2 separate regions of the Homo sapiens genome follow, and region 1 is linked to region 2. Evidence: chromatin loops called from intact Hi-C (ENCODE). Cell type or tissue: ascending aorta. All regions are shown on one strand. Links, peaks and the distances in the headings refer to the core of each region. The heading gives the core; the rest is flanking DNA. Region 1 overlaps LINC02955 (long intergenic non-protein coding RNA 2955). Region 2 overlaps LINC02955 (long intergenic non-protein coding RNA 2955).

Region 1 (2,920 bases), core at 283-2,782, 58 kb after region 2:
CTAAAACTCTAGGCATTATTCTTGAATCCTTCCAATCGCTTAGTTAGTTCTACCTACAAAACATGTCTTGAATCCTTCCAATCGCATAGTTAGTTCTACCTACAAAACATGTCTTGATTTTATCCATTTCTCTTTATTGCTGCTACTATTACACTAGTCCAATAGTAGTCCCTATTCATTCTTTCCTAGACTACTGCAATATTATCCTAACTGATCTCTTTCCCTCTACTCTTGCCTCCCCAATAGCCCACTTTCCAGGTGGTAGCTAGAGGGATCATTAATTATCATTAAAAATGATAAATCAGATCATGCAACTCTAATGCCCAGACCCTCCACTAACTTCCTGTTACACTTGGAATAAAATCCGAGCACCTTATTCTTTCTTACAAACCCCTCCTTGCTTGGCTCCTTTGTACCTCTTCTTTCTCATTGTCCCTTGCTCCTCTGTTCCACATCTAGGCTCTAGCTACACTATATTTCTTTTCCTAGAACATGCCAGTCTCCTCTGTGCCTTAGCAGGCCATTACTTTTGTCTAGAGCCATTACTTTTGGCTCATGGCATGACCGGTTTCTCCTTGTCATTCAGTTCTTATCTTAGATGTTACTTCTTCAAACAGTGCTTTCCTGATCATCCAACTAGTGGCCAGCTGATAACTCTCAATTACAATGCCCTAGTTTAAATCTCTGAAGAGTGTTTGTCACTCTCTGCTATGTGTATTTGATTGGTTATCTTTTCCTACCAGAATGTAAGCTCAGTTAGAGAAGGAGACTTCAGTTGTCATTATGTCCCAGGTGCAAAACAGTCTTTCATATATAAAACACACAGAGAGAATATATGATAAATGAATAAATGAATAAGGCTAAATCAGGAAATAAGAGATCCTTACATTCATGGGTTTTACAATCTAGCAAAAAATGTACATAATCTGTTATGCTGTCAGGGTTTATGAGCGGTCGAGAAGTTAACATTTCTTAACTTCAACCTCAAAGGTCTTTCCCACAGTCTGTGAAGCCTGTTTAGTTGCTACTACGTTAAACGCACATTCTATTTCCTTTGAATTAGGTTATATCAGCCTATTAAAAAAAAGAAATAGCTCTTAAACTACACACTGATGAAAATATGATTGTACTCTCTATTATATCCAAATAAGCAATCTGTGTCCCCAAACTCTTAGTACTGCTTTTTAAACCACAAAAGCTTTGGTAGGATGTCAAATATTTTTCCAGTGTTTAATAAAATAGTAAAGAAACATTTTCTAAAAAACTCTGTAAGAGATTCTGGCCTGGGCTCAGGAGAGTTAGAATACTTAACATCTGTTTTGCCTGTAAATTTTGTCACCTCTGGATCCCTTTGTCCCTTGGTTTTCTCATCTATTAAAAAAAATTACAACAGAAATCTCTTATTTTCAGGTAACACAGGAGGCAACACAGATTCTTCAAGTCTCACAGCTACTCCCTAGGGATCACTGGGGAACTTGGAAAAAATCTATTGGCTCAGCTAGTGAGCGATCACTTCCTGTACCACTGTTCTGAGGGCGGACTTCCAGCTCAGGATCATGCGAGGGCATTTTGTAAGGTCTTATTTTTCTTAATGCTATTTTCCCCACCAGCCTGCCAGAATGTCTTAAACGTCTACCACAAGAATCGTTCCTTTGGGTTAAGAGGTTATCTCCAGGGAGACGTGTTTAAAATGAGCTCCTTGTGTAGATAACACATGAGTGCTGTTCAGCACATCTGCACGAACTGGAGTATTAGAATAGAGGTTGCCTTTCAGAAGAAAACTTGAGCTAAGGGAATGGAATATGTTATTTTCTGTTTCTTCCTTCCGTGGAGCTATTCACCCTTGAAGCAGTTACAGAGTACTTCAATAACCAAAAGCTCTGCTAGGCCGTAGGTAGAATTAGCAACAAAAAAGTAACAGCCTCTCTCTCAAGGAACTTTTGGTGTGATGGGGATGATGAGTACGTAAAAATTAACTGGGCCGGGCACTGTGGCTCATGCCTGTAATCCCAGTACTTTGAGAGGCTGAGGCGGGTGGACCACTTGAGCCCAGTTGCCATCCTGGGCAACACAGGGAGATCCCTTCTCTACAAAAAATACAAAAATTAGCCAAGTGTGGTGGCATGCTTGTAGTCCCAGCTACTCCGGAGGCTGAGGCTGGAGGATTGCTGGAGCCTGTGAGATGGAGTTTGCAGTGAGCTGAGATCATGCCACTGCACTCCAGCCTGGAAAACAGAGCTAGATCCTGTCTCAAAAAAAAAAAAAAAAAAAAAAAAGTTATCTGTATTACGAAGACAAAATGAAATAACCAGATGAGATTATAAGGACAGGAGCAACTCAGGTAGACATAGAATAGTGGGAAGAGCTTTTTGAAGGAGATGGCATTTTCCTTGAGCTTGACTGAGACTTTGGGGAGCAAGAAGACTTTTGATAGACAGGTGAGATGACAGGAATAAGTATAGGAAAGGAGAGAGAGCTTCTTAACCTGAGAGAACAGCAAAAGCAAAGGCAGAGTGAACTTTGGTGAAAATCAGAATTTGGGAAATATTTGGAGAGTGAGCTGTTCCCTGTGAATTTTTTTCATTATTGAGGTGTGATTGGCATACAATAAACTGCACCTATTTAGTGAATGCAATTTGATTAGTTATATGTATGCACCTGTGAAATCTTCACCATAGAACATTCCATTACTTCCAAAAGTTTCCTTGTGCCCCTTAGTAATTCCTTCCTCTGACCCCCTTAGGCAACCACTGATCTGCTTTCTGCCACTATAGGTTAATTTGCATTTTACAGAGTTTTCTTTAAGTGGAATGATACAGTATACTCTTTTTTGTCGTTATGATTTCTTTAACAGCATAATTATTTTGAGATTCATTTATGTCATCTGTATCAATAGTTCATTCCTTTGTATTGCTGAATA
Region 2 (2,920 bases), core at 117-2,616:
TATTATGAGTAATCCAGAGATGATTTAAAGTATATGGGAGGATGTGCATAGGTTATACACAAATACTACAGCATTTTATATAAGGGAGTAGAGCATTTGAGGACTTTGATACCTGAGGGAGATTCTGGAACCAATCCCCCAATGATACTGAGGGATGACTGTATTGACTCTCTTAAATGTGGTAATTATTTTATGGGTTTTACATATATCAAAACATCAGATTGTATACCTACTGTGTTTATAGTATGCCTATTTTATTATACCTCAGTAAAGCTGGAAAAAGAAAAAAGCATACAAGGAGATAATGGCATATGACGTTATCACAGATTATATATATTTTTAATGCTAGAATTCACTTGAACTAAATGGATATCTGACTATTTTCAACTATTTTTTTAAACAGATTCATGTGCATAAAAGCCTAAGTACGGATGTGGCTCAAGGGATGTTTTAGTTATGTTATCTTCCTGTTACCAAATGGGAAACACATATCTAGAGTAAGAACGATTGAGAGGAAGATATCAGCAGACCAGGATTTCAGTTCCAATTTCCCCAAATGCATGGGGAAATTTATCTGACCATTCTAATTTTGCCACTTGTTAAAATGGCCAAAATAATACTTAACGCAGAGGACATAATGGAAAAAGGAGAAGAAATATCTAGTAAAAGTACTGTTACATTGTTTGAAAAAGGAATTATTACTATCACTACATATTCTTTTCTCCTCCCTTCTCCTTAGTTTTACCAGTCCCTGGAAATCTTTTACCATTCAGCTTCAGTTGGCATCTTTCCTATTTAAAGCAAAATGTGTTGAGTCGGCAGATTTGACTGACTTCTAAAGCCTCTAGTGACTTGAAGCTGACAAACTCTTAACTCTTTTTGGCCCAGAAACTGAAGCTAAGGGATTTGTCAGTTTCAAGTTGCTTTTGAGGCTACTGTGGCTTTTCCCCAAGCTTGGTCTTGCCATAGTGGCAGATTGATTGAAGAGTGAGTGAATTAGTGTTTATGTCTAAGCTGAAGCTTTGACTAAAGATTAGCTACCGTAAGAAGATTAGGAGGGGAGGAATGAAATGCATTCCTTCACAGATGGGGATGTTAGGATTTTCCAGAGGTGTCTATTTAGGGCGAGCCATTTTGGCTGTCTGTCAGTGCCCAGCACAGGGACTGCCCACCCATGAGACGCTTGCATAGGTGCTTCAGAAAAATAGCATCGGCATGTCCCTAAGTAACATTACTGTAGCATTATTACCAAGCATGAGGGTATAATGAGCAGCCTATGAGGCTGACAGAACATAGAGGATTATGGGCATTTGTAAAATGCCTCCCCGGTGACGACCTCTCCCTTTCTTACAGGATGGGGGAGTGCTTCAACCAGTAGTATACTGGTAAATGTTTAACAACTGGCTCTGGGGAGTGGGGAGAGCCCTGATTTTTAGTGTTTGCCAATTTCCATGGTTTAAATATTATTGCTATGGCCAATTTTAAGCTTCCAACATATTGTCAGTTGGCTCACAAAATTCCTGAAGATTTAGGTTGGCTCTCAAAAGCTGGTGAAAGCTGGCTCCAGAGCAATACTGGATCCAACAAACCAGCGGGCGAGGCCCACCCATTAAGTAAAGGATAGAGCCATTCTCTATATCTTGCTCCCAGCTCTACCCTGGACACTCAGGGCATGAAGAAATGCCTGTTACGGTTCATGAATTGCCTAAGGTAACACAAGCTCTCAGAGATAGAAATGAAACTTTAAAAATGAAAGCATGGATGTGATACTGTCTTTTTCCTTCTCATCCTTTTTGATTGGCCATCAGTGTGTCTTGTACAGTTTGAGTCATACCAAAGAAGATTTCTCAACTAGCAGGATCAAAGTTCTTTTTAAAGAGTTGATTTTTTTTTTTTTTCCGGAGCTAAAATGGTCTCCCCAGCTGCTAAGAAAAGAGGAAACTGTGGTGTTTTCTCTGGAACTTTCCCCAAGCACTCTAGTTTTCAGTGGGGTCAGTGTGATACCATTCCCTAAGAATGTTTTGGAAATTCACTGGGAAGATGTTTAATCATCCCAGTGATTTTAGGTTTCACAATGGCTTGGCTATTAACAATAGCATGCGAGAAGGCAGGAATGCTAAGGATCTTGTGGAGCATAGGACAGTCTCACACAAAGAAATGTCCTGTGTTCTGTACAACTTCAAATGTTCCCCCCAGCCATTCTTGCAGGTGAAAAAAGCCACTTACAATTTTCTAAGCTTGCAATATAACTTCATTTTACCTATGGACATGATAGGCCCTTGTACCGCCTAAACATACATGAAATTTTTTAAGAATGCAGCTGCCGTGTAAACTGAAGGGAAACTACCTGACACTTTGTTGAGAACATTATTGAGCATGACATCATGTTTAAGGGTTATCCCCCAGTTTGGAAAAGCATATCATTGCCAATAAGATGACCCAGCATTGGTAGCTGTTACACATTCAAGGTGATTTTAAGTAATAGGAATATAGTTATTAATTACCCTTTGTTTAAAAATGTCAAATATAAATTGTCTCTTAAATGCAAAGATTTATTACAAATAAATGCAAGCACGTGACTGCTTCCTTAAGTCTTTGGACGTAATTGTGTTTGAATATTTTCCTTTTGAAATACATATAATGTTATTATATTTAATTGGTTTACTATCTGCTCAGACTACTCAGAAAATCCTCAACCTCTCTCTTCTCCTTATTCCTCAGGGTCATTCATTTAAGTTCTGTTGGTTCTATTTCCTAATTTTGCCTTCTCTTGTTTATACCAATGCTACCTTAGTTCAGGCTCACACTCTTTCTTGCTTGACTATTCCAAAGTCTACCTTCATTGTACAATTCCTTACTGTACAGTCTTTTATCATCCCAGTCCATTCTCCACATAAATGTTAAAGTGATCTTCCTAAAA

What was found. Hi-C counts contacts between places; a loop is a spot of excess contacts. Peaks named below come from ENCODE experiments on the same cell type or tissue, not always from the same donor. Only the 100,000 strongest peaks of a DNase experiment are listed, where the experiment ranks them.
Region 1: it touches region 2 in a loop (2.5-fold over the local background); 5 of 110 quality-filtered maps call a loop at or near these places.

What each region holds. Positions count from the first base shown.
Region 1 is chr12:22,786,150-22,789,069 of GRCh38, forward strand. All of the region lies in intron 1 of LINC02955 (long intergenic non-protein coding RNA 2955), which reads left to right. Among named protein-coding and RNA genes, the nearest start is that of LINC02955, 88 kb to the left of the region's middle. In ascending aorta, for the core only: no CTCF peak of the experiment used is centred there; DNase peaks (open chromatin) are centred at 1,552 and 2,041; H3K4me3 peaks cover 809 bases; H3K27ac peaks cover 2,500 bases.
Region 2 is chr12:22,728,291-22,731,210 of GRCh38, forward strand. All of the region lies in intron 1 of LINC02955 (long intergenic non-protein coding RNA 2955), which reads left to right. Among named protein-coding and RNA genes, the nearest start is that of LINC02955, 30 kb to the left of the region's middle. In ascending aorta, for the core only: no CTCF peak of the experiment used is centred there; a DNase peak (open chromatin) is centred at 1,608; H3K4me3 peaks cover 820 bases; H3K27ac peaks cover 2,317 bases.